Regions from separate parts of the Homo sapiens genome. Here all the other regions are linked to region 1. The links are chromatin contacts, found by Hi-C or POLR2A ChIA-PET in ENCODE. All regions are on one chromosome and are shown on one strand. Each heading gives the region's core, a stretch centred on a gene start or an enhancer-like site at or near the end of the contact. The rest is flanking DNA. Distances are from core to core; before and after follow the strand shown. Region 1 holds the start of LIMD1 (LIM domain containing 1). Region 2 has its middle 68 kb from the start of XCR1. Region 3 overlaps CDCP1 (CUB domain containing protein 1). Region 4 holds the start of CDCP1 (CUB domain containing protein 1). Region 5 has its middle 21 kb from the start of CDCP1. Region 6 holds the start of TMEM158 (transmembrane protein 158).

Region 1 (4,164 bases), core at 262-2,761:
TCCATCTCTCGCTCCAGACGTTGGGTGAGGGCTTCTAATTTCAACTCAGCAGCAGAGGGTCTCAGCTCAGGACCTGGGACGAGGGGCTGGCAGGGCAGCCTTACCCTAGGGGAGCTGGGGCTGTCCAGGAGCACAGATCCCAGGCTACCATCAGAAGACCAGCCCAGGGGACCCTCTTTACAAGATAACTCAGGCAGGGTGGACATCACTGGATGGACAAGACTGGTGGGGCTGAGCTTGGGACCAGTGCCAAGGTCTGTGCAGCCAGGCTTCGGCCCCAGCCCAGGGACCGCACCCTGCTGTGAACCGTCCAGACCAGCTGGCGAGGATGACGGGGCAGAACTGGAAAGGTAAGATTTGGGCCCATCCTGGAACCAGGGTTGGGGGTCCACATTGGGTTTGGACATCACACCTGAAACCTCACCCCCCAGCCCCGAGTTTGATCTTGGAAGACCTCCTTGCCTGGGGCAGCTCAGGGCCAAGGGTGCTGACACAGAAGGGGTCCTGGGCTGAACAGGCCCCACAGCTGGTGCTCCGTTCTCCAAGTTTGGGGAAGGCAGGCCAGGGCTCACCCGCTGGGAGGAGGCAGTGGACCAAAGGCCTGTTGGCTTCTCGCTGCTGCGGCCACCAATGCCACTATTCTGACCACCGAGGCTACCCTCAGAAGACCTGCTGGAGCTCAGGGAGAGCTGTCGGTGATTTAGGGGATGGTCCCCGCAGGGTTTGGGCAGTGGTGGGTCACTCCCCGGGGAGCTAGGCCACCCACTCCCTACACTCAGGCCGATGCTGGGGGACACTCCTGGTTTGTCACCCCACTTTGGGCTTGCCAAGGAGAGGTTGTCATAATAGTCTCCATGAGTGAGGCAGGAAGGATCCTCACAGGGGCCTGGCTGGTGGAAAGCAGACATCTCAGAAGTCGCCAGGCTCTCCCTGGAACCACAGTCCTGGCTGCCATGCCTCGTGCCATGCAGGTATGGCCTGGATCTCTGCTCCTGCGGTGGGTACGGGGGCTGCCCAGCAGCGAGGGTGGTGACTGCCCCAGGTGCCCCTGTCGAGGCAGCAAGAGGAGGCTTGGCAGCACCATCCACAGTCAGCTTGCTGCCCACAACTTCCCAACGGGCCTGTGGGCCCAGGCGGCCCCCTCCATTGACAGGGCCTCTACTCCCCCTGGGCAGAGTCTCCTCCTGCAGGAGCTGCTGCTGCTGCTGCTGGAGGTGGATTTTGGCCATCTTGGTGGCGAACACCCTGCGAGTTTCCTCAAACTCGGGGTTGTTGCCTGCACCCTTGTCCACTCGGAAGAGCCCATCCTTAGAGGCCTCATACATGTTCAGGTCCTCGATGAATTTACTGGCCTCCAGGCCCAGGTCGTCATACTTATCCATGCTGCAGACAGGTGTCCGGGCCTAGCCCAGGTGCCGTGTGTGTGTGTGTGTGTGTGTGTGTGTGTGTGTGTGTGTGTGTGTGTGTGTGTGTGTGTGTGTGTTGAGGGCAGCGGGGAGATGCTGGCGAAGGGTCGGGGCTCAAGTCCGGCCCAGTACAAGTAAAGACTTCCACCTGCCTAGCGTGAAGGGCATGACCCCAGGATTTAAGAGTCCAGCCGAAGTTGAGACCTCAACGCCAGCTGGACCAAGTTTGCTTCCAACTCCCTTTCCCCTGGAGACGTCCTTGTTGGGGTAGCTGGTGGCACTTCGCCGTCCCGGGCCTGCTCAGCGGAGTTCTTTTCTCCTCTTCAAATTATAAAAGGAAAAAGAAAACAGCAAAAAAGTAAAATCACATCCTCCTTAGGCAACCAAACACGGAAACTCACAGCAAGGCAGCAGCCGACTGGGCCGGGTGAAGCTGAATCGGCCGGGAGGGCGCCGAGGCCGCGAGTCGGGCCGGAGCAAACGCGCGGCGGCTGAGGCGCAGGTACGTTCCAGGCGCTGGGTCCTCCGCTGCTTCCCCGGAGCTGCGATCCCGGCCGGCGCCTGGCAGGAACGCCGTCCGGGACGCACGGGCGGCCGAGCAGCGGCAGGAAGTTCACGGCAGCTGGGGCTGGCGGCCCATTGTCCGATGGCGGCGGCGGATCGGCGCGCGCGGGCCGGAGGGCGGCGGGACGCGGAAGTGAGTGCGCCAGGCGCAGTCCCTGCTGCTCGCTCGCCGGCTCTGCACGTCCCGAGCCCGCGCCGGGGCGGAGGGGGCGGCCGAGGGGCGGGGACGGCGCGCGGGCGGGCGCCCAGGGGCAGGCCTGCACCCGGCAGCGTGGCTGGGCCTCCTGCCCCCAGGCCTGGCTGGAGAACACCGAGGGGTGCCCCACAAGTCCGTCCCACGCTCTAGCACTGGGACTGCACGGGACTTCGCCGCCGCCACTGCCGCCCCCTGCGAGTCCTGGACCGAATTGGGTGCTCCGACCTCCCTTCCAGCCTCGGGTCCTCAGCCCGGCCCCGCCCCTGGCAGCGCTGGGCGGGGTCCTCCGCTCGGAGACGGGCGGCCTGGGTAGCCTGCATGGGCCCAACACAGGCGCTGGGAGTTTGCGAGGACTTTCGAGGACGCCGCTCCTCGCTCCACTGCCTCAGTTTCCCCGGTGGAAAGCCAGCCCTTTGTGCCTCTCGAGGCCGGCACCGTCCAGGCTGTGCCCGCCGCCCGGCTTGCCCGAGGTGCACTATTGGAGAGGCGCACGGGCGTGTCACCCATGGCTGGCCCACCGTCCTCTTTGACAGGTCGGGAGACTGAGGCAGAGAGGGGGAAATGCCCAACATGCCAACGTAACCAGCAAAGCGTAGATGGGAGCCCGGGCCCTCTGAAAGAGCGAAAAAGAAGAAAGTCTCGTTGTGCCTGCGCGCATTTCACGTCCTCAGTGCAGCAGTAAAAGCACGTGCCCTAGTAGGCTCGTTATTCGTAGAGGGACCCATCTGCAAGTGGATCCGCGCGGCTGCAGGGACACCAGGCCTGACTCCTTGGCGCCCCCGCATGGCCCGGGACTCCCTATACCAGTTCCCAGGCGATCCTGGAGAGGTTTCATTTCCCACACTACAGCCATCGTGATCCTAAGGCAAATACTAGAACAGACACTTCTCTACCTAAATCCTCAGTGCTTACCCCAGAATTAAATTGAAATCGGCCCCTTGCCGCAGCCTTCTGGGCCAGATCTAGGGATCTTCCCTCCCTCCCTGCACTCTAGCTGCAGGAGCTTCCTGGTGTCTGCCCAGAGCTTGCCCCTAAACTGAGTGGCTCATCTTTCCCATCCCTGCTGAAGTCACCTCCTCTTAGAGGCCTCCTCAGAGTGGTTCCTGTTGTTCTTTTTCAGCACCCTCTTTACTTCCTGCTCAGTTCTGATAACTATTTATAATTATTTATTTGTTGGTTAACATGCGTTTTTTTTTGTTTGGTTGGGTGGTAGGTTTCCCACTCCATTTGACCATATCTGTATGCCAAGTGCCTGGTATATATTAATAGTAGTACCTAATGGTCGAATAAGTGAATTAGTGAACCCCTATCTGCCAGAGTTGTGACAGAGAACAAATAAGATAATATATATGAATGTGCTTTATATTCTGTAAACCAGGGGTCCCCAACCCCTGGGCTACTGACCAGTACTGGTCTGTGGCCTGTTAGGAACTGAGTGGCACAGCAGGAGGTGAGAGGAGGCAAGCCAGCGAAACTTCATCTGTATTTACAGCCACTCCCCATTACTGGCATTACCGCCTGAGCTTCACATCCTGTCAGATCAGCAGTGGCATTAGATTCTCAGAGGGGTGCACAAACCTTATTATGAACTACCCTCATGAGGAATGTAGGTTGCACGCTCCTTATGAGAATCTAATGCCCGATGATCTGAGGTGGAACAGTTTCATCCCGTCTGTGAAAAAATTGGCTTCTGTGAAACTGGTGCCAAAAAGATTGAGGACCGCTGCCGTAAACCCAAAGTATGGTTAATGGACTCCATATCACCAGGGAGCTTGTTGAAAATGCAGAATCTTAGGCCCCATTGCCAACCTACTGAATCAGAATCTGCATTTTAACAAGATTTCTGGGCGGTTTATTTGCACAATAAAGTTACAGAAGCACTGCTATAAAGCACTATACTAAAATGAAGTATTTTTATTAAAAAATTTTTTTTGGTTTTTTATCTACAAGTAATACATGTTTCTATAACAACTTTGAACAATACAGACATATATAAAG
Region 2 (4,164 bases), core at 844-3,343, 500 kb before region 1:
GGATGTGGATGTGCATGTGCTGGGAGGGACCCTTCTTGGAATTTTGTACCAAAGATTGTGACCCTCTTAGGCAATCAAGTCTGAGTCATAGAGGAGGCCCCAGAAATTCAGCCTAGAAACGCCTGTGTTTAAAAACAGAAGGCCATGGCTTCCAGGAAGGATGATCTATTTTATAATACCGTAAGGTTTCAAAATGACTACAGCCCCCTTATCCGCCTCCACTGAGCTCCACACCGTCGTCTACCCTGACACTCTTGGTGCTGGAGACATAGGGGTCCGGAGCAAGGCAATCACAGGGGACAGGAACCTTGCTTTTTGAGACCCTGGGCCCCAGAACAGCTCTAGCCAAGGCTCCCACACCCCTCATTCTAGAAATGAGGGTTTTCTAGAAAGTCAGGCCTGCATGCAGGGAAGGGAGGTGAGGGTGCCCATGAGTGAGCCGCTCAGAAATCCCTTCTCCAGCCCCACTCTCTCAGTGACCCCACCTGGACATCATCTACTCTATCCACAAGAAGCGGGTTCAGCCGAGGGGATTGACCAGAAGCTCAGGTGTGAGCCTGAGGGCTGACTGCTGGTTATTTTTCTGTCCTGGAACACCTGACCCACCTGCCTGTCTTCATGTCGCCAGTGTGGGGAGGGAGAGAGACAACTAACTATAACCAGGAGGGTCCCCGCAGTGGCTCCGGCCTCGCCTCCCCTTTCTTGCCTGAGACACTAACTTAGTTCCTGGTTTGGTGCCTGTCGGCGCCTCCATTACCAGTAGCTTAGCTCCCACCGTGGGGAGGGAATCAAAGAGGTTGTGCCGCCCTTGCCATGTAGCTGCCCCTGAATCTCATCCAGGTCAGTTCCAGATTCTAAACTGAATTTTTTTCATGATATTGTCAAAACAGTGAGGAAACATTTTTTAAAAGCCCTATAGAAAAAAAGAAGAAGAAAGAAAGAAAGAATTGGGTTCAGCTGCAAATAACAGGAAAAAAAAATAGTGGCTTAAACCAGTGCCTCTCAAACCATCCTGTACACAGAAATCACCCGGGGATCTTGTTAAAATGCAGACCGTGATTCAGAAGCCCTGGGGCTGGCCCTGACGTTCAGCATGTCTAATGGGCTCCTGTGCGATGCCCAAGCTGCTGGTCCACAGAGCTCACTCCATAGGGAGGGCTTCAGCAAGACAGGAGTGTATTCCTCAGCCACAAGAAACCTGGAGTCTGGCCCTCCAGACTATATCCATCGCTGGTGATGGGACCATTGGTACACCAAACCTCAGCAACATTCAATTTACCCATCTAACAAATCTGCATGTGTACCCTCAGAACCTAAAATAAAAGTTGAGATAGAGGAAAAAAAAGAGTTTGTTGCTTTCAGCCTCTTGATTAGTGAGATGGAAACAAACCATCAATACACAATGCTGTCTGGCTTCCTCTGTGTGGAAAGTGCGGATAGGGATTGAGAGGGTCCTACTTGCCAAGGCCACAAGTTTGGGATGAGTCAGCTGCATCATACATCAGCAGATGAGCTGTGAGGCAGGGATGCTCCAATGGGCACAGAGCAGCCAGACCCACAACCTGCCCTGAAGCCACTCAGAGATCACAGTTCAGTTACAGGGTACATGGTGGGCGGCCTAAGAATGGGGAGAAACTGGGGACCTAGGACCCAGGACCTGGCCACACTGAGTGGACGAGATCAGCTTCAGGTCCCGGGAAAGTTCTTCCCAGAAGGCAAAAATGATTCCTGAAGCATATGGTCATTGTGATACCTTGGCTGGCAATATAATCTGTAGTCCAAACCAGGGACAGTGTTGAGAATAGAAAGCCAAAATCACTTAATAGGCCTTAACTGATCTGTGGTATGCATTAACCAGTTGTCGGCAAGTCCAGAACTGTGGACCTTCTCCTAACCCTGTGAGTGGACATCTGCCAGGTAAGCTGGCCACAAGCAGACTGCACTGGAACACTTAGGGTCTCCATTTTGGCCTAGATGATCCTCAGGTCAGGATTCAGACATGTTGGGCAGCATCAGAAGGACAGGGTGGGTGATTGTGGTCCTTGATAGCAGGCATAGGGCTTCAATAAGGAGTGAAAGCTCCTGTAAAGCAACTACTGACTGTTGACAGTGAACGGATTCATCAGAAACTCAACTCAGGCTGGGCGCGGTGGCTCAAGCCTGTAATCCCAGCACTTCGGGAGGCTGAGGTGGTTGGATCACGAGGTCAGGAGATGGAGACCATCCCGGCTAACACGGTGAAACCCTGTCTCTACTAAAAATACAAAAAATTAGCCAGGCGTGGTGGCAGGAGCCTGTAGTCCCAGCTACTCCAGAGGCTGAGGCAGGAGAATAGTGTGAACCAGGGAGGCAGGGCTTGCAGTGAGCCCCACTGCACTCCAGCCTGGGCATCAGAGCGAGACTCCGTCTCAGAAAAAAAAAAAGAAAGAAAGAAAGAAACTCAACTCAAACCAGCTTTAGCAAAAAAGGGAATCTGTGGGCTGTGTAACCAAATCACACAGAGTACAGAGGTGCAGCTAAACCCAAGGACAACTGGATTCGAAGATTTGAATATTGCCAGGACTTCCTCTTTCTTCACCTACATCTTCGTCAGCTTGGGTTGCTATGACAAGTTACTATAGACAGGGTGGCTTAAACAATAGGCATCTATTTCACAGCTCTGGAGGCTGGGAAGTCCAAGATCAAGGTGGAGACGGATTTGGTTCTAGTGATGTCCCCCTTCCTGGCTTGCAGATGGCCAGCATCTCAGTATGTGTTCCTATGACAATTCTTTGTGTGTGCACACTTGAAGAGAGAGTTTCAGTGTGTCCTCTTCCTCTTCTTTTAAGGGCACTAATCCCATCATGACTTCATCTAAACCCAATTACCTCCCAAAGTCCCCACCTTCCAAATACTATCACATAGGAGGTTAGGACTTGAACATATGAATTTGGGGTGAGGGACACAAACATTCAGTCCATAACAACCTATGTCTCTGATTCTCTCTGCATATTGGACTCATTCTCTCAGTCCAGCTGTCCCCACAAAGTCAAAGCCATGCCTGCAGGCAGCTCTGAACCAACAATGGCAGGGAGGAGAATCAGCATCCTCACCAGCTCCAGGTGGAAAAAAATCCCAGAGAAGGCTCGTGATTGGCTTTGTGGGCCCACTTGCCCATTCCTGGCCAATTGCTTTGGCCAAAGGGATGAGGCCACTGTGATTGGCCCAGGCAGATCGTGTGTTCATCCTCACACCACAGGGATGGTTGGATTGGTGAAAAAGCAGCTTTCCCCCAGAATGGGAAGGCTGTTGTAGGCAAGCCAAGCAATGAATGCCCATTGCAAAGGGAGCTGGAAGTGGTTAAGGGATGAAGCAAGGGCTGTGCTAAATGGAACTATTGGCCAGTCTCTGTAAGATGCCTGGGGCTGCTTAGAAATACTTTAGGGGACTTACTTTGCAAGGAGCTGAAATCATGAAATAACATGTTGTAAACCAAAGAAATGTGTTCATTACTGTTAATATAGGGGCTGAAGTACCCTGGTACTATGATATCTGCAATTTACTTAAAAATATATTGGCACTGAAAATGTAATCTAAGTGTGGGTGTAGCCTTTTAAATCTTCACTCCAGAGGAAGCCAGTTGCCCTAATCAAGACAACTCCAGGGTGGTAATTAGAGTGTAATCGGAAGGCCATACCCCAGACGGACACCCACAAGTGCTTCAGCTGTCTTCTTCTCTGATTAGTGCCAGCAGTTTTGTTCATTAATATAATGAACATGGACATGAGTTTTCATCAGTGAAGCATGAAACTCCACAGCAAGAAACTCCACAAACTTACATGAACAGGCCATTCGAATCTAATGGGCCTTTCTTCCTCCCTACTTAGGAATGTCACCCACGACATTTGTGTCAGCTTCTGGTTCAGGAGAATGCGGGCCAACCTCAGTCTGACTAGATGGTTCACCAATCCTACTACTAGACTGTTGTGATATTTGCCTTAACTGAACCTCTCTTTCATGCAAGATCTCGTTGGAACCTCCTAAAGAACAGAGATGCTGGACTTTATCACACTCAGGAGGTGACTGATGTGAGCCTGCTTGCTAATAAATGTCTGTTTTGGGGGGAAGAATTCAGTCTGAGACTTGCTTTTATGGTAACCTGCAGTGAGGCTGTGAGGAGGAGCT
Region 3 (4,164 bases), core at 1,240-3,739, 470 kb after region 1:
GTAGGCTTTAGACTCAGAGCCAAACTGCTGCTATAGTTGTCTGCTTAGCACCCTTCAATGGTGCCCCATCGCTGCTAGTAGTAGTTGTAATATGCTATCATTGATAATATCAACAATACTAACAGCCAATATTGATTGACTACCTGGCACCATTCTAAGCACTTTGTAGGTATTAACTCATTTAGGCCTTACAGGAATTTCATTATTATCCTGTTTGCAGATGAGGAAAGTGAGGCACCAAGAAGCTAAGGAATTTGCCCAAGGAAGCACATCTGGGTGAGTGGTAGTGCCGGGAATTGACCCTAGACAGTTTGATTCTAGAATCTGTACTCTTCACCACCACACCAAGCTGCTAAGGTGTGCTGGTCCCAGTGGGTGAAGCCCAAACTCCGTGGCCAACAACCAAGCCCTTTCCCACTTCTCCAGCCTCCTCTACCCACCCAAACAAAACTCTGGCCAAATCAAACTCCCCAGAGTGGCTCCAAGGAAGCCATGATTTTCATATCTTGGCATCTTTGCACCTGCTATTCCTTCCATCTGTCCTTCCTGACAGTCATCTCACAGTTCCTGGTTGGCACACTCATATCCATTCTTTTAGACCCATCTTAAGTCATACGCCTTCTGTGAAGCCCTCCTTGACCACCACCCCCAGATGGTTGATAGCAGACCCTCAATGTCTTCAGAGTACCTTGAAGTTCCCTGGTGTCCTAAAATTACTATTTGGGTCTAATGAACAGACAGGCAAATGTTCATTCAATGTGTGTGAATTCAACACTCGCTCCCTGCAGGGAATAAAGGTTGGGAGAAATCATTGCAATGGTGTGTGTGTCCCCTTGGGGTGGATATGAGGTAGGGTATAAACTTGCCAATCTGCTGGACATCCTGGGGCTCCCATGGTGTGCACATCCACAATTTAATGAAACGTATTTTGCAAACCTGGCCCCTAAAAGCATATCACGACTTATCTGATGCTCAGTCTGAAAAGCAGGGATCTGCTCCATGGATGGAGGAAACACCAGCTGCTGGACTTGTTGAGAATGGAATGTTGGTCTGCAATGTGACCTCTTCCTAAGAGAGGACAGGGCTATTTTGGCCATAAGTGGAACCTGACTCACATGCAAGCCGTGACTGAGCAGCCACAAACTTCTTGGTTTCTGAGTCTGCCTCCCTTGGCATCCTGGGCACTCCTCCAGGGCACCATGCATCTTAATATGTATCTCCTGGTGCCTAGGCTGAGCCCAGCCCTGGCTGGGAGCTGCTCAGTCCATCTTCCTTGGACAGAGAAGGTGAATGAGAGCCGAGTCCCACAGGCAACCACACCCAGAATTGAGGCAACTTGTTCCAATTCGTCTACAAATTTTAGACGGGTTGCCAGTTATTTTGCCAGTCTTTTAAACTGTATTTGACAGATCTGGGAGAAAAATGACTTCCGGTGTTTATCACCTGGAATTCCCTCCCCTACATTAGTTTCCCTTACTAGAATCGAGAATTGCAAAGAAATAGGATGGCAGGGAGAAGAAATAACAGGGATGTGTGATATGGTGATTAATGAATGGTGAATCATGAATGATGATTAAAACAAATGGAAATTCTTCCCCCAACCCTGCCTGCCCAGGAAGGAGCTGGTGAGGCAGATGCTCACAAAGGTGTCCTAATAAGGAGAGGTCAGGAGGCAGGAGAGCTGAAGAAAAGAGCTGTGTGTGACTCAGGAGCCCAAGCCTGTGCCTTGTAAGCTTTTCCAAATGCCCTAAGCCCAGGAGCCCATGCACTGCTCTAGTGAAAGCTTGGATGCCTTTCAGCCCATAAAGCCTCAAAGTCACACCAGAATCTGGAGCATTTCTAAGTTTCTCTGAACCTGGGTAATGATTTTCTGAAATATTAGACCAATGAAATACCAAATTCCTGGGGAGGCAAAAGAAAGAGATGTGATCCAAGCATTTGTGATCAAATGAGCTGACAAGTTACTCTACTTAAGCAGTGGGGATTTTACCACTGTTTTTATTGCAGCGAAATAAATGCCTCCAGAGTGGCAGAATTGGTGGGGGTCAGGAGAGAGTCCACATTTCAAGTATGTACAAGGTGTTGAATCATTATCTTCTTGCTCCTGTTCACCCCTTCTAGCTAACTTATTTATCAGTTAGGATGAGGGGGATCATTAAAAATGACAGCCATGTGAGTGATGTGTCCTTGGCTGTGACCCTAGAAAAGAGCCTATAATATAAGTCATCTCCTCCTGTTGGAAAGGTAGCTAAATTCAGCTTTGCCTATCATGTGTCTTTAGCTTAGTTGTTTCCTCTGAACTATGAGCTGGACACCAGGTGGGGGATTACTCAAGCCCAAATTCTCTGGTCTGGTATACCAAAGAATAGTTACAAACTACAGCTGGACAGTAGAACGTGCTGGGTTGATCATCTCAGCCAGGGCAAAGAAACATATTAAGACGTTAAACATCTACCAGGAGTGAGTCATTTAACCCTCGTAAGGTTTCATCTTCCTTGATTGCAAAATGAGTTTGTGTGAAAGACCATAAATAAAAAATAGAAACAACAGAAGTAGCATTAGTAATTCATGAAGGAAGGACTGGTATATTCAACGCTTAGAGTTGGAACAATGGGCTCTCCATATGGAAAAAAAAGTAAAAGCGAATCCCTACTTCTCACCATGGACCAAAAAAAAAAAAATCCCTACGTCTCAGCATAGACCAGTACAGATTCCCAGAGCCCTTGTTATACCTACTAGGGCTTAGAACTTTATCACAGACCATTTGTAGGCCCTTAGTCTAGGCTATTAATTCCCTAAGGGCAGGGACTCTGGCTGTTTTTATCATTAAGTCATTTGCACCAAGTGTGTCCCTAGAATAGATTATGAACCCAGAAAATGTTTGTCGAATGAATACATCATTTCCAAAATTCTTTAAAAAATGAATTTCTAGGCCAGGTGCAGTGGCTCACACCTGTAATCCCAGCACTTTGGGAGGCCGAGGTGGGCAAATCACTTGAGGCCAGGAGTTCAAGACCAGCCCAGCCAACATGGTGAAACCCCCTCTTTACTACAAAATACAAAAATTAGCCAGGCGTGGTGGCACACCTGTAGTCCCAGCTACTCGGGAGACTGAGGCACGAGAATCACTTGAGTCCCAAAGGCAGAGGTTGCCAAGATCACGCCATTGCACTCCGGCCTGGGCAACAGAGGGAAACTCTGTCTCAAAAAAAAATTTCTAAAAGAGATTATACATTTTTCTGGCTGGGCACAATGGCTCACGCCTGTAATCCCAGCACTTTGGGAGGCTGAGGTGGGTGGATCACCTGAGGTCAGGAGTTCAAGACCAGCTTGGCCAACATGGTGAAACCCCAGCTCTACTAAAAATACAAAAATTAGCTGAGCGTGGTGGCACATGCCTTTAGTCCCAGCTACTCGGGAGGCTGAGGCAGGAGAATAGCTTGAGCCCAGGAGGCGGAGGTTGCAGTGAGCCGAGGTTGCGCCACCGCACTCCAGCCTGGGCAACAGAGTGAGATTCCGTCTCAAAAAAAAAAAAAAAAATACAGATTATACATTTTTCTTTGACTGTCATTATAAAAGAATACCTTGCCATATACCCAGAATTATTTTGGGTACTAACCTGGCCAAACAACAGAGAAGAACTGAGTGGAGAGATTTTGGTGAGATCAGCTTTGGTCTTCTCTGAATCTAAGTTAAAGAGATTTAAAATATTACATATACCTAGGCTTCCCCCAAAATATTATTAAACCATATTTTAACTGTGGTAATGATTATTCTTTTATTAATTTATTACATGCCTACTTTGTGTGAAAACATGATCTTTTGAACACTTTTTCTTTTTATTAAGGTATAGCTTACATAAAATAAACATCATCAATTTTAAGTGTACAGTTTGATGAATTTTGGCATTTGTATACAAGGTGTAATCACTGCTATCGTCAAGATACAAAACAGTCCCCTCACCCTGCACGGTCTGCTTTGCCCCCTGGTACTCCATTCCCTCTCCCCATCTCTAGCCTTAGGCAATGCAGCTCTGCTTAGCGTCTAGCACTGATTTAAAATAATGATCATAGGGGCAGGAATTTTTAAATAAAGGATAAAAAAGCTGACAGAAGGGGAAATGGGAATAAGAAAGAAATTGGTAACATAGCTAGATGGGCTGTA
Region 4 (4,164 bases), core at 992-3,491, 450 kb after region 1:
GCCTCCTGGGTAGCTGGGACTACAGGCGCCCGCCACCACAGCCGGCTAATTTTTGTGTTTTTAGTAGAGATGAGGTTTTGCCATGTTGGCCAGGCTGGTCTCCAACTCCTGACCTCAAGTTATCCACCCACCTTGTCCTCCCAAAGTGCTGGGATTACAGGCATGAGCTACTGCACCCAGCCGAAAATTTACCTTTCAATCTCTCATTTCTCTCTAGCACTAGATTATAGTTACCTACGTTGCTTTCCAGTTCAGAAATAACCTTTTAAAATTTACTCCTTCCATTCAGCCATGTTTGTAAAGACAAAACATGTCCATTCTTGGCAATGCTTTGTTCACACTCCACTTGGAGGACCAGGACAGTATGTCAGGACATCTTTACTTCAACTATGTAGTTGGGTTGTCACGCAAAGGATGCTGAAGTGCCTCCCTATTTTCTTCTTTCTCGTTGCTGCTACTTTCTGGAACCACCACCAATGCTTCATATTTGGGAATTAGTGACTCTCATTCCATTTTCAGAAAGCTGGTGTCAACTATCCCAAGAAAGACAGTTAAGCAAACTTTGGAGAGACGAAATAGTAAGGAAATAACTTGTTCCTTAGGCTTAACTTGTCAAGCAATATTTCTGATATTTTGCATTCAATACACTGCCATTCTAGTACTGTTGTGGGTATTACTGTATGTGGGAAACAATGGTGTCATGGATGTTAGGAAAAGATGCTGGGATATATATGCCTGCTTAGAATCAGGAGAAAAGACAAATCTCCTTTCACCCTCCTGGTCAGCATAAATATTTTTAAAGATTGTTTAGATTTTTGTCAAGATTTCTTTCTCTTGATGAATTTGTCCTCGATTCAGTGGGGAGAACCAAGAGCCTCTCTTCGTTTCTCATCCTCTCCCTTCCCTCTAGTTCTCAGTTTTCCCATTTTTCTGCACAAGGACAGAAGTGGACTAGAAGATTACATCTAAGGTCCCGTTTAGCTCACGATACAGGCCCTCCCAGAGGTGGGGGTGTGGGCAGGGTCATGTTCCAAGTTCTGCCTCCCTCGATGGACTGTGGGCTCCCAGAGGGCAGAGCTAGCTCTATTCTCATGATTAAGGACATCGAGAAGGAAGGGGTGACGCTCCTAGGAGATGATTTCCCACCCCTGTCCACAAGGAGGATTGGGGCAGCCTGGAGAGGCTCAGTGCCCGCAAGAATTAAGCAGAAGTTGGGACTGGACTGTAAACTGATGCTGTCGCACATGCTTTGGTTCCTGTCCCAAGCCTCCCAGGTTGCTCCGGGTGACTCTGGCCCAGCTTCTGGCTATCCATGAACACAAGTAGTCCCAGGGAGTCATTCTGGCAGAACCCAGGTCTGCTAGCTAAGAACTCCTGAACCATCCGCAATCTCTGCCTGTGGCCTGGACTTGGTGTATGGCCGGCAGGGTGGAAGGAGAACCCACAGGGCCTCTGAAGACAGGCAGGTGGCACACCTGCGGCTGGGAGGATTTGGAAAAGGAGTCCAGCGCCATTCATTTTTCATTCATTTTCCAGCCCAACGTTTGACCTGAATGCTTCACGCTCACACTGCACACACTACTCCATTTATAATACAACTCGAGAAGGGCACATACTACTCCATCCACAGCTCAGTGAAGGGATGCATACTACTCTACTCACAATTCAACGAAGTGGTGCATCTGCCTCTAATTTACTAGCTACCCTGGGGACCTTGGACACGTTGCGTGTCTGGAAATACTGCAGGTGATGTGTGTGGAGTAGGCTGCAGGCTCACCGTCCTGCAAATACTAGCTGTACCACCACCGGCTTTAAAGTCCAACAGACCTCTGGCCCAAGTCAAGTAGCAGAGGATCCAGGGCTTGGGTGGCCCACAAATAGGATTCTTCTCCAAAACGAGGCGCATAATGGCCTTTGTCTCCTCGACAGAAAAGGGAAGGTAGACTGGCTTCCTCTATGGGCGACCTTCGCGACTCTGGAGAAAAAGACCTCATCATTCTCAGACTTGGGAAGGAAGACTAAGCCCGGAAAGGTGGGGACAAGTCCGCTCCAACGCCGCAATGGGGAGTAGTAGGGACCCAGCAACCCGGTGCCGGGAGCCCTGCACCCTGGGAGGGAGAGGCGGTCGCTGAGGCAGGAAGAGGAGGAGGAGAGAGAGGAGGGACGCACCGGGTCAGCTCGCGATCCTGCTGCGCAGGGCGGGGCTCGGGCCGGTCCGCCCGCGCGCAGGTGAGTGAGCCAGGGCGGAGCGCAGCTGCGCCGGGCTTGGGCGCCTGGGGCCGCCGCTCCCCACCGTCGTTTTCCCCACCGAGGCCGAGGCGTCCCGGAGTCATGGCCGGCCTGAACTGCGGGGTCTCTATCGCACTGCTAGGGGTTCTGCTGCTGGGTGCGGCGCGCCTGCCGCGCGGGGCAGGTGAGTGCCGGGCTTTGGAGGCGGATGGCGTGGAGTGGTGAGCTAGCCAGCCAGCGGACGCCCGGCGGAGATGCGGCCGAGGGACGCAGGGTGCGGAGGGTGCGGAGGGTGCGGAGAGAGGGCGGGGACGGCGTAGTCAAAATGCGCGGGTGGCTCCGGGACCCCCGGACTGTTCGGTTCCTGCGCGCGCCGCGTCGGGCGCGTGGGCCTTGCCCTCCTGGAGTCAACCTTGCCCTCGGCACGTGAGAGTGTCCCCGATCGGGGAGCCTCCCGGTCCGGGAGGATGAGCCCGGTGCTGGCCGAGAAGGCGGGAAAAGGAGCTCCCGGTAGCCGATCCCAGGCGACATGTCCAAGGTGGCGCGCCGTGCGCCCCAGGGTCTTTGCCGGGATTCTTGAAAGCACCCAGGCAGGGTGTGGGAAGAGATCTTTCCTCTCCAGGCTCGCCCTCTACCTCCTCGCCTGGTCCAGAGAGAAGGTGCAAAAAAAGTGCTTTCACGTCCGCATTTCCCACTAGATCCCCTTTTTCCCGTCCGCACGCTGCATTCCCCCTCTCCTAAAGTTGAAGAGCGTTGGTGCAAAAATGAAAGCGCCCGGATTTCTTTTAGGGGGTCCCAGAGAAAGCCGCCAGGCATCTGCGCCACCGCAGAGACTGGACATTCCCGCGCCCCTCGCACTTTTTGGCAGTGGACTTTGAGGGCAGGAGGCTGTTGTTCCGGGGATATGTGTGAATTTCGAGTTGTTTCGGTTGGGGGAAGGGACCAACACGTCCCAGTGACCTGTGCCAGCCAGGAAATGCCCTGTGGGCCCTGGATGTATTAGAACGTAGTAAATAACCTGGTTTCTTCATGTAAGAACTTGATGTGAGGCTAGTACAGGTTTCGCGAGATTAGTACAGGTTTTGTGTTTTTTAAATAGAGCTCTCCAGGAAGCCATGTGGGTTTGATTCCCCTTGCTGCATCTAGGGTGGATTTGTGTTTGGCAGGTGTAAATTAGATAAAGGAATAAAAGGACGCAAGTGAGGTTGAATTTGGGCGTCCCGGTGACTGCCGTCTTTACAAATACAAGACAGGAGCTTCTAAAATATCAATATAAGCTCCAGGAATACTTCCTGGTTCATTCTCCAACATCAGGTGACATATTGCTGCATAGTAGATAGAAAATTTAAAACTTCATTTAAACCATGGCATGGATTTATAAATATATATATAAATTATATATATTAAAGTAGAGACAGGGTTTCACTGTGTTGCCCAGGCTGGTCTCGAGCTCCTGAGCTCAAGTGATCCTCCCACCTGGGCCTCCCAAAGTGCTGGGATTACAGATGTGAGCCACTGTGCCTGGCTGATGAATATTTACTATAATTTCTTAGGACTGAATTTCCAAGATTCCCTTTGAAGAAAAAGAATTAGTTTAAGAATAAAAAGGAAGTGAAAATATGTGTATATGTGTGCTGAGAAAAATGCGTGCCTACCAGTCTTGGAACAGTATTGAAACTCTGGGAATTATCTGAGATGTTTTTGGCTTTCTGTGACAACAGTGGGGAACTCTTCCAGTCAGAACAGGGTGTTAATCAAGGCATTGCTAATAATGAGAGCCTCTGTTCCTGGTCTCATTTCTCCCTGTGATCTGGGAAGGCTGCCATTTTGGTCCAGTAACTCCAATGGAGTCCCTTCCAGGAAGTCCTTGACTGGCTGAGCCCTGTCTCATGGTTCAATACATAAATACGTAGAAACCTAGGAACTTTCCCTTTC
Region 5 (4,164 bases), core at 925-3,424, 430 kb after region 1:
GGACTCTGTGCTTTGGAACCAAGTAATTGTTCCATTACTCATTACGTTTTACAGTTATAAATGCAAGACAAGTCCATTACAGAAAATGCTGAATCAAGAAAAGAAACTACACACAATCTCATCACCCTGCCCCGCCATCAATAACCATTCATCTCGTCTTCTTTGAGGATTTTTTTTTCAACACCTATAGCGTTTTTAAAATCCTGTTATAGCCGGGCACGGTGGCTCACACCTGTAATCCCAGCACTTTGGGAGGCCGAGGCAGGCAGATCACCTGAGGTCAGGAGTTCGAGACCAGCCTGGCCAACATGGCAAAACCCCATCTCTACTAAAAATACAAAAACCAGACATGGTGGCTTACCCCTCTAATCCCAGCTACTCGGGAGGCTGAGACAGGAGAATTACTTGAACCCAGGAGGCAGAGGTTGCAGTGAGCCTACATGGCGCCACTGCACTCCAGCTTGGGTGACAGAGCAAGGCTCCATCTCAAAAAAATAAAAAATAAAAATAAATAAAAATAAACAAACCCTCTTATCATACTGCACATTCAATTGTGAATGCTGAGTTTTGTCTTTGGTGTCACAGTGCATGCTTTTTGTCATCATTTTCTTTCCTAATGAATACGTAGTGGTGTCAAGTGGCTGAACCTCGTTTTCTTTAACTATTTTTACAGTGTTTGGCATCTACGTGGTTTCCAGTTTTTCCCTGCAGTAAACATCTCCCTGCCTAGGGCTTTTTCTGAAAGCTGAACTACTTCCTCAGGACAGATTCCTAAGAGAAATGACTGGGTCAGAAGTTGTGGGTATATTAATGGCTCTGGATATAGACCACTTGTCAAATTATCTCAGCGACTTGTTTCTTTGAACTGTGATCTTGTAGTTAATGCTGTTGTTGTTCTGGAAGTATTAGATGACCACTGGAGAAAATTTGGAAACGTTGAGAGAAGTGAATAAAAATCAATCTCATTTCACCCATAAAATGATAATCATTATCAGTAACATGTTGGTGTCTTCCTCTCCAGTCTATTTTTCTTCATGTAAGTTTTAGGGTTTTTTTTTTTGTTTCAGTGCCTATATGAATTAGCATAATTATCATGGCACTCTAAATAAATTAGACTTCATAATTTTTCTTGAACATAACAGCTAAGCATTTTCCACTTTATTGCAAACTTCAAACAGTTTAAGATATTTTCCACTGAGTAGATGTATCCTCATTTACTTTCCCATTATCCTATTTGGGGACACTTACACTGATTCCAAATTTTTGCTCTTAAAAACATTTGCCAGGAATAAATCTTCAAGTTCTGACTTAAAAAGCAGTTTGTAAGTTGGGTAAACAGAAAAATGATGAAAACTTACAATAGAAGAGTTGACTAATTGGTCTTGATTGTGGAAAAGGCTAATTTCTAAGCTCCTTCCTAGATTCATGAATGGAATTTAAATAACTAAGCTTTTTTTTTGTTCGTTTACAATCAAAGCAAACCCAATGAAGATTACTGATTGGGAGCCCAGACACCTGGTTTTCTGGTGGTTTTTCCCTCGGACAAGTCACAGGCCTGGCCTCTTGTGACTTAGTCAAATGCACAGTCAGACTAAACGGTGGCGGCACCGGCGCTGCAGGGCTCCCGGCTGTTTCCTTTTACCAACCCACACCGTTGTCAAGGGCGGCGCCTTCGTTAAGCATTCCTCAGTCACCGCGGTGAAGTTGCCATTTGCTTCCTGCCTGACTCTGACTCACACAGCAGCCTGGGGCACAAGTCCTACCATCTGTGGGCCTGGGCCGGCTGGCGGCACAAAGAGGAGCAGAAAGTGTGCCTCGATGCGCAGGACATGAAAAACAAGTGATGCCGCTTCCTGTGTGCAGACATGGAAAGATAAGGAAGAGGCTTATGATGTTGGAAAAGAAAACAACAGCGGCAACAGAAACCAAACCTGAGGGCAAGACAAACAGTATATGCTATCGTTTGTATAAAAATAAAATAGAGAGCCAGATATGCACATACCACCCCCGGTCCCCCCAAAATAAAGAGCTCAATGGCAGTGAAGGGCTATATAGTCACCACTGGCAACTGCAGAATGGATGCTTATTGTTCCTCAGAAAATTACTGTATTTCCTGCGTGACTCAGAGTTCTGTTCACTGCATTGGTCGGTTGAAAAGTGACATAGGCTTGGGTGGAAGGAGTGAAGCCAGTTCCCCAAACACTTCCTTGGTACCCAGGCTGACCTGTGGTGGAGACATCCTCCCCCAACACCTGTGCCCATTCCAATGGCAGACAGGCAGTCAGATGCAGGCACACTGAGAAATGCAATTAGGAGAGAGAAGGAAGGAGAGGGAGAGAAGGGAGACAAGGGGTGCAGCTAGAGAGGGAACAGAGTGAGAAAAAGAAAGAAACTTTGGCCATCTTTTGAACAACCATGACAATCTTGAGGAGTTTTGGTGGTGCTTCATTTAGGATGAGCTTTTAATGGTCCTATTCTCTAAAGGCAGCCTCCTTCTCAGGATGTCCTTACCCTGAGCAGCTCAGAAAATCAAGGGCTGCTGCAGCCTGGCAGCCTTTTGCTGGGGACTGGTCCTGCCTGGAATGGGTCTTGAGACCCTGGGTTGGCCTGACCTCCAGTCCTAGCCCTGTTCTTCCAGTACAGTAACAAGTGACCTTGGCCCATGATCATGGCTGGCCACCGCCCAGCCTCTGGGAAGGCCTCAGCCCAGGAGCCCCCATCTGCTCACCCACTGAAATGGGCCTCTCCCGCTCCCCAGTGAGGCCTTGGAGCAGAGCCACTGAGAACCCTGAGGCCCTAGGAGAGAAGAGAAGAATTAACAGGGTCAGTTGTTTCCAGATGTCTCTTACTTATGTCAGGATTAATCTTTTTACTACAGAGCCATTAAACTGGACAGAACACATGGAGAAAATGCATATAAAGCAGATGTCCTGGATAACAAGGAGAGGAGGTAAGAACCACGAGGAGAACATGGAGTGGACAGAAAGCACTGCCCAAGGATGACACACATGACAGGAGGAAGCAGGGACCCTGAAGGCCAGCCAGGCTCCTGAGGCTTCAACTCTACCGCTTCAGAATCTTCTGCCAGCAACTTGACACTAGTTCCCTGTATTAGTCTGTTCTCATACTGCTATAAAGACATACCTGAGACTGGGTAATTTATAAAGAAAAGAGGTTTAATTAGCTCATGGTTCTGCAGGCTGTACAGGCTTCTTCTTGTGGGGAGGCCTCAGGAAACTTACAATCATGGTGGAAGGTGAAGGGGAAGCAAGCACATTTTACATGGCTGGCAGGAGAAAGAGAAAAAAAGAAAGTGCTACACACTTTTAAACAACCAGATCCCCAGATAACGCTAGCACAAGGCAGCGCTAGGGGGATGGTGCTAAACCATTAGAAACCGCCCCAGTGATCCAATCACCTCCCACCAGGCCCCTCCTCCAACACTGGGAATTACAATTTGACATGAGATTTTGGTGGGGAAACAATTCCAAGCCATATTATTGCCCACTCAAAAGGCTGGGCTGCCTGCAGGGCACTCCCTTCCTTGCTTCCTCCTTCCCATCTTCCGACTGGGGTCAGTAAAACTGAGTAGCAAGCCAAGGCTGGCCTGACCACAGACCCTGATTTGCTATGGGAAATTTCTCTTCTGATCACCTACCTACTGCTTCCTGCCACCGTTAGGGACTGAGCTAGTCAGTGTCTGCAAGTCTTTTTTTGTTCCTGAAAAGTGACTCAGGATACAGGAAACAGAGATAAAAATATTGTGTTAGGCCGGGCGCGGTGGCTCGTGCCTGTATTCCCAGCAATTTGGGAGGCTGAGGCGGGTGGATCACCTGAGGTCAGGAGTTAGAGACCAGCCTGGCCAACCTGGTGAAACCCCCCCATACTAAAAATACAAAACTTAGCCAGGCATGGTGGTAAGCGCCTATAATTCTAGCTACTCAGGAGGCTGAGGCACGAGAATAGCTTGAACCCGGGAAGCGGAGGTTGCCGTCAGCCAAGATCACACCACTGCACTCTGGCCTGGGTGACAGAGCAAGACTCTGTCTCAAAAAAAAAAAAAAAAAATGTGTTCATAATAATAGCAAGTGCTTCCAAGCACTCACTGAGTGCCAGGCACTATGCTCCATTATTTGGTCCTATTTGGTCCTTATAATGACCCTA
Region 6 (4,164 bases), core at 535-3,034, 370 kb after region 1:
GCACAGACAAAGCCAGGAGTGTCTCAGGAAAGCTCAGGAAGCCTCTGCCTCTGACTGAAACCCCAGAGAATGTCATCTGCAGTCACAGGCAACAGCCTGGCTCAAAACGCACCCCTTGAAGATTAGGCCTCCCTCAGCCCTCAGGATCACTTGATATTCCTGTTCTTCAGGGTTCACCAGACACATGGCTTAAATTAAAACTGTTCTGCCACATCACTGAGCAGCTTCTGTTCCTGATATGCAAAGGTTGAAAGGAGAAGTCATTTTTATTAAAAGCAGGAAAATTCACATTGTTCTCCCTGGTAGCACCACTTCCAAGCACAAAAGTGATGGAGGCTGAAACGAAAAGGGAGTCCCATCCCCTTGGGGAAATGAACCATTTCTGTAGAAACCAAGGACCACTCTAGGCAGCCAACTTGGGCAGCACTGTTAGTAACCACATCACAGCAACCACCATGTGGGAACATCTGGGGACAGATAGACACTGGGTTGGGAGTATTATCACAGCAGCCCTGTGAGGAGGTACCACCCACCCCCCAACTCAGATGGGGAAACCAAGGCTAAGTCAGAATAATGGCTTGCTTAGATGGCAAGAGGTGGAATAAGTTGGGGAGCTTTATTTTGAGGCGTTTTTGCAACTTTCTCAGTCCCATTTTACTCATTGTTAGAAAACAATGGACAAAAGCTTCCAGAAAAGTAATCAGCCAGGATGCCTAGCAATGTAGCTGGACTCTTGGCAGACCTCTCAGGATTAGCTGGTTTAGAAGGAAGGCGGTTTTGTTGAGGCCTTTCTCTGCTCCCTCCACCCCTCCCCTCTCCGAATCAGGAATACTTGGTGCTCATGGAGTACAAGGGCTTCCAACTAAAATAAAATAGATAATAATTCAACATAAATGTCCCCTAAAGAACGATGGGAATGATGAAGGGTCGTTGAAGTTTGTTTCCAAGTGTGAGGGGCCGAACTACTAAGAAAGTGCTTTTCAATATAAATGTGATAAATCTGATCTCTTGACACGTTATTCTTGGTAGCCCTCCTCCCGTATAATATCCCAAAGGGGATGAACTGCCCCTTTGACGTGGGTTCTAACCTACAACTGTTTCATGAACACGCGCTCACTCGACCTGTCAGGACCTGTGTCCTCGGGACCCCCAGGCGGCACAGCTTCAGGGCTCACATTCCCCCCAGCCAGTCACTCTCCACTCGAAACTCCACAGAGTTCTTGGAATTTTCCTCGCTTGCTGCGAGGAGAATCCCAAGTGAGTCTGCTGTGTTGGAGCCATTAAAAAGCAGCCAAACTCTACAGATTTGAGGTAAGAGACACCGTAAAAAGGCAGAAAGAGCTAGTGGCGCGGACTTGTTTCTGGCTCATGAGTTGGCCTAGCGAGGCCCTTTCCCCTCTCTCGACCTCAGTTTCCCCTTCTGTAAAACAAAGGAGGTTCGGTAGCACTAAGGCGAGACAGCGAAGCTCCCCTCAGGCCTGACAAAAGGATGGTCTCCGGGCCCTGGAGCCTCCCTCTGAGAACGCGATTCACCCGGAGCGCGGGGGCGCCCGGGCGCGTCCGCAGGCTTCCCCGCCCGCCCGCACGCACCCCGGGCGATCCGCTCTCCGCCGCGCCCCCGCACCCAGCCCCGCCCCGGCGATTCCTCTCCCAGCCCCGGCGCGTGGAACCCCGCCCTCCCCTGAGTCCCCGAGCCTGGCGAGCGGAGGGCGGGGCGGGGCGGGGCACGCGGGAGGCGGAGCCGAGCCGGGGAATCCTGCTCTGGGATAGCACCCGGCCCCGCAGAGCAGCGCGGCAGCCCAAGGGCCCCGGCGCCGGGGGCGGCGGGGAACCCCAAACGCAACCGGGTCTGGAGGGATCCCCGCGCCGAGCCAGCCGCCGTCACCGCCTCCGCGCCGCCCCTGCGGGCTTGGCAGGCGCCCGGCGCGCCCGCACTGCGCCCGGCCGCCGGCTCCCGCGGTCCCACCGTGAGCTCGCCGGCCCGTCGCCCGCTCGCCATGCAACCGCCGCCGGCCTCGCGCGCGTAGGCGCCCGCCGCAGGCCATGCTGCCCCTGCTCGCCGCGCTCCTGGCCGCCGCCTGCCCGCTGCCGCCCGTCCGCGGCGGGGCCGCGGACGCGCCCGGCCTCCTCGGGGTGCCCTCCAATGCTTCAGTCAACGCGTCCTCCGCGGACGAGCCCATCGCCCCGCGGCTGCTGGCCTCGGCGGCCCCCGGGCCCCCCGAGCGCCCGGGCCCGGAGGAGGCGGCGGCGGCGGCGGCGCCGTGCAACATCAGCGTGCAGCGGCAGATGCTGAGCTCGCTGCTCGTGCGCTGGGGCCGCCCGCGGGGCTTCCAGTGCGACCTACTGCTCTTCTCCACCAACGCGCACGGCCGCGCTTTCTTCGCCGCCGCCTTCCACCGCGTCGGGCCGCCGCTGCTCATCGAGCACCTGGGGCTGGCGGCGGGCGGCGCGCAGCAGGACCTGCGCCTCTGCGTGGGCTGCGGCTGGGTGCGCGGTCGCCGCACCGGCCGCCTCCGGCCCGCCGCCGCCCCCAGCGCCGCCGCCGCCACCGCCGGGGCGCCCACCGCGCTGCCAGCCTACCCCGCGGCCGAGCCGCCCGGGCCGCTGTGGCTGCAGGGCGAGCCGCTGCATTTCTGCTGCCTAGACTTCAGCCTGGAGGAGCTGCAGGGCGAGCCGGGCTGGCGGCTGAACCGTAAGCCCATTGAGTCCACGCTGGTGGCCTGCTTCATGACCCTGGTCATCGTGGTGTGGAGCGTGGCCGCCCTCATCTGGCCGGTGCCCATCATCGCCGGCTTCCTGCCCAACGGCATGGAACAGCGCCGGACCACCGCCAGCACCACCGCAGCCACCCCCGCCGCAGTGCCCGCAGGGACCACCGCAGCCGCCGCCGCCGCCGCCGCTGCCGCCGCCGCCGCGGCCGTCACTTCGGGGGTGGCGACCAAGTGACCCGCTCCGCTCCTCCCTGTGTCCGTCCTGTGTCCGCGCGCGCGGGTGCCTTTCCCGCCGGAGACTCGGCCGGTGTGCTTCGTGCTGTAGTTATCGTTAGTTCCTCTTCCCGAGATGGGGCCGCCGAGAGACCCCAGCGCCTTTGAAAAGCAAGGTTTGTGCTGCGCTTCCAGTTCCGAAAAGCAGATGTTTAAGCCCTTGGACTGAGGGTGGGATCGCAGCTCCGAAGACGGAGAGGAGGGAAATGGGGCCCTTTCCCCTCTATTGCATCCCCCTGCCCGACTCCTTCCCCGCACCCACGTGCCCTAGATTCATGGCAGAAAATGACCAAATCCTGTGTATTTGTTTTATATATTTAATAACTGTTTTAAATGAAAGTTTTAGTAAAAAAAATACAAAACAAAAAGATTAAATTGCTATTGCTGTAGTAAGAGAAGCTCTTTGTATCTGAACATAGTTGTATTTGAAATTTGTGGTTTTTTAATTTATTTAAAATTGGGGGGAGGGCATGGGAAGGATTTAACACCGATATATTGTTACCGCTGAAAATGAACTTTATGAACCTTTTCCAAGTTGATCTATCCAGTGACGTGGCCTGGTGGGCGTTTCTTCTTGTACTTATGTGGTTTTTTGGCTTTTAATACAGACATTTTCCTCCAGAGATGTGTATGTAGCTTTTTCTTTATTTGATTTGGGAAAGGGAATCCCAGAATTGCAAGACGTTACCCTAAAACCTGAGCAAGGGAATCTCGGAAAAGTTAGAGAAGGGCTACTTCTGTCTCCTTTACCTGGCTGTGAGAGATAGATGGAAACAGTATTATTTGCCCTGATGGCGATTGTCTTGCATCTCACCACACTGACCCTCAGTTCCCATCCACCCCCCACCTGTCACGGTGGCAAACACAGTTTTATATGATTTAACTTTTTGCTCATTGTTCTAAGCTCTGCAAAACACCCAGGCAAGCATCAAAATGGTAAAATCAATAGTTCCTCTGAGCTGGATGGCTTTCACGAAAATGACTCACTTTAAAAGGCATGTAGATTTCTTTTCATATGCATGAACTTTAGCAGATAAGCACATTCCAAAAGCTGGTATTAAAACCTGAGATATTATTTTGGCATTTAGATTTTTTAAAAAGATAAACTCTTGGGGGATAAATAGTTAATGATCACAAGATTTTCCTCACTCTTGGTTTCCATGTTACAGTGTCTGCTGTG

What was found. Hi-C counts contacts between places; a loop is a spot of excess contacts on that map. ChIA-PET counts read pairs that join two places held with the same protein, here RNA polymerase II (POLR2A). Pooled maps may share reads with other maps.
Region 2: a map with no recorded cell type shows a loop between it and region 1 (6-fold over the local background). The contact joins the enhancer-like site here to the promoter of LIMD1 in region 1. A Hi-C loop is called at or near these places in 15 of 37 single-sample maps with no recorded cell type and 4 of 50 pooled maps.
Region 3: a loop to region 1 is called in a pooled map, with 3 times the contacts of the local background. The contact joins the enhancer-like site here to the promoter of LIMD1 in region 1. A Hi-C loop is called at or near these places in 1 of 168 maps with a recorded cell type or tissue (aorta) and 1 of 50 pooled maps. POLR2A ChIA-PET finds 5 or more read pairs at or near these places in 2 of 52 experiments (K562 and WTC11).
Region 4: a loop to region 1 is called in a pooled map, with 2.5 times the contacts of the local background. The contact joins the promoter of CDCP1 here to the promoter of LIMD1 in region 1. A Hi-C loop is called at or near these places in 1 of 168 maps with a recorded cell type or tissue (aorta) and 1 of 50 pooled maps. POLR2A ChIA-PET finds 5 or more read pairs at or near these places in 2 of 52 experiments (K562 and WTC11).
Region 5: a pooled map shows a loop between it and region 1 (6-fold over the local background). The contact joins the enhancer-like site here to the promoter of LIMD1 in region 1. A Hi-C loop is called at or near these places in 5 of 50 pooled maps. POLR2A ChIA-PET finds 5 or more read pairs at or near these places in 3 of 52 experiments (A549, Panc1 and activated naive CD4-positive, alpha-beta T cell).
Region 6: a loop to region 1 is called in a map of endothelial cell of umbilical vein, with 14 times the contacts of the local background. The contact joins the promoter of TMEM158 here to the promoter of LIMD1 in region 1. A Hi-C loop is called at or near these places in 3 of 168 maps with a recorded cell type or tissue (PC-3, endothelial cell of umbilical vein and prostate gland) and 16 of 50 pooled maps. POLR2A ChIA-PET finds 5 or more read pairs at or near these places in 1 of 52 experiments (Panc1).

The regions. Positions count from the first base shown.
Region 1 is chr3:45,592,098-45,596,261 of GRCh38, reverse strand. LIMD1 (LIM domain containing 1) reads right to left here and starts at 1,511. Exons shown (of 8, transcript NM_014240.3): 1 at 1-1,511. The coding sequence starts at 1,382. RefSeq lists an enhancer at 1,635-1,804 and silencers at 1,895-2,024, 2,035-2,504.
Region 2 is chr3:46,093,885-46,098,048 of GRCh38, reverse strand. No RefSeq gene overlaps it. Among named protein-coding and RNA genes, the nearest start is that of XCR1, 68 kb to the right of the region's middle. RefSeq lists an enhancer at 300-409. Within about 2 kb of position 2,093, at least 4 of the 41 ENCODE cell types and tissues checked have a DNase peak (open chromatin) inside an H3K27ac peak, as active enhancers do.
Region 3 is chr3:45,121,521-45,125,684 of GRCh38, reverse strand. The region is part of intron 1 of CDCP1 (CUB domain containing protein 1); the gene reads left to right. Among named protein-coding and RNA genes, the nearest start is that of CDCP1, 23 kb to the left of the region's middle. RefSeq lists enhancers at 707-1,206, 1,207-1,708. Within about 2 kb of position 2,489, at least 10 of the 41 ENCODE cell types and tissues checked have a DNase peak (open chromatin) inside an H3K27ac peak, as active enhancers do.
Region 4 is chr3:45,144,455-45,148,618 of GRCh38, reverse strand. CDCP1 (CUB domain containing protein 1) reads left to right here and starts at 2,241. Exons shown (of 9, transcript NM_022842.5): 1 at 2,241-2,413. The coding sequence starts at 2,332.
Region 5 is chr3:45,165,206-45,169,369 of GRCh38, reverse strand. No RefSeq gene overlaps it. Among named protein-coding and RNA genes, the nearest start is that of CDCP1, 21 kb to the right of the region's middle. RefSeq lists a silencer at 1,550-1,669 and enhancers at 1,230-2,193, 2,194-3,157. Within about 2 kb of position 2,174, at least 24 of the 41 ENCODE cell types and tissues checked have a DNase peak (open chromatin) inside an H3K27ac peak, as active enhancers do; they include Panc1, where a contact is called at or near this core.
Region 6 is chr3:45,223,907-45,228,070 of GRCh38, reverse strand. TMEM158 (transmembrane protein 158) reads left to right here and starts at 1,784. Exons shown (of 1, transcript NM_015444.3): 1 at 1,784-3,605. The coding sequence starts at 2,044. The coding sequence ends at 2,946. RefSeq lists silencers at 1,538-1,877, 1,888-1,957.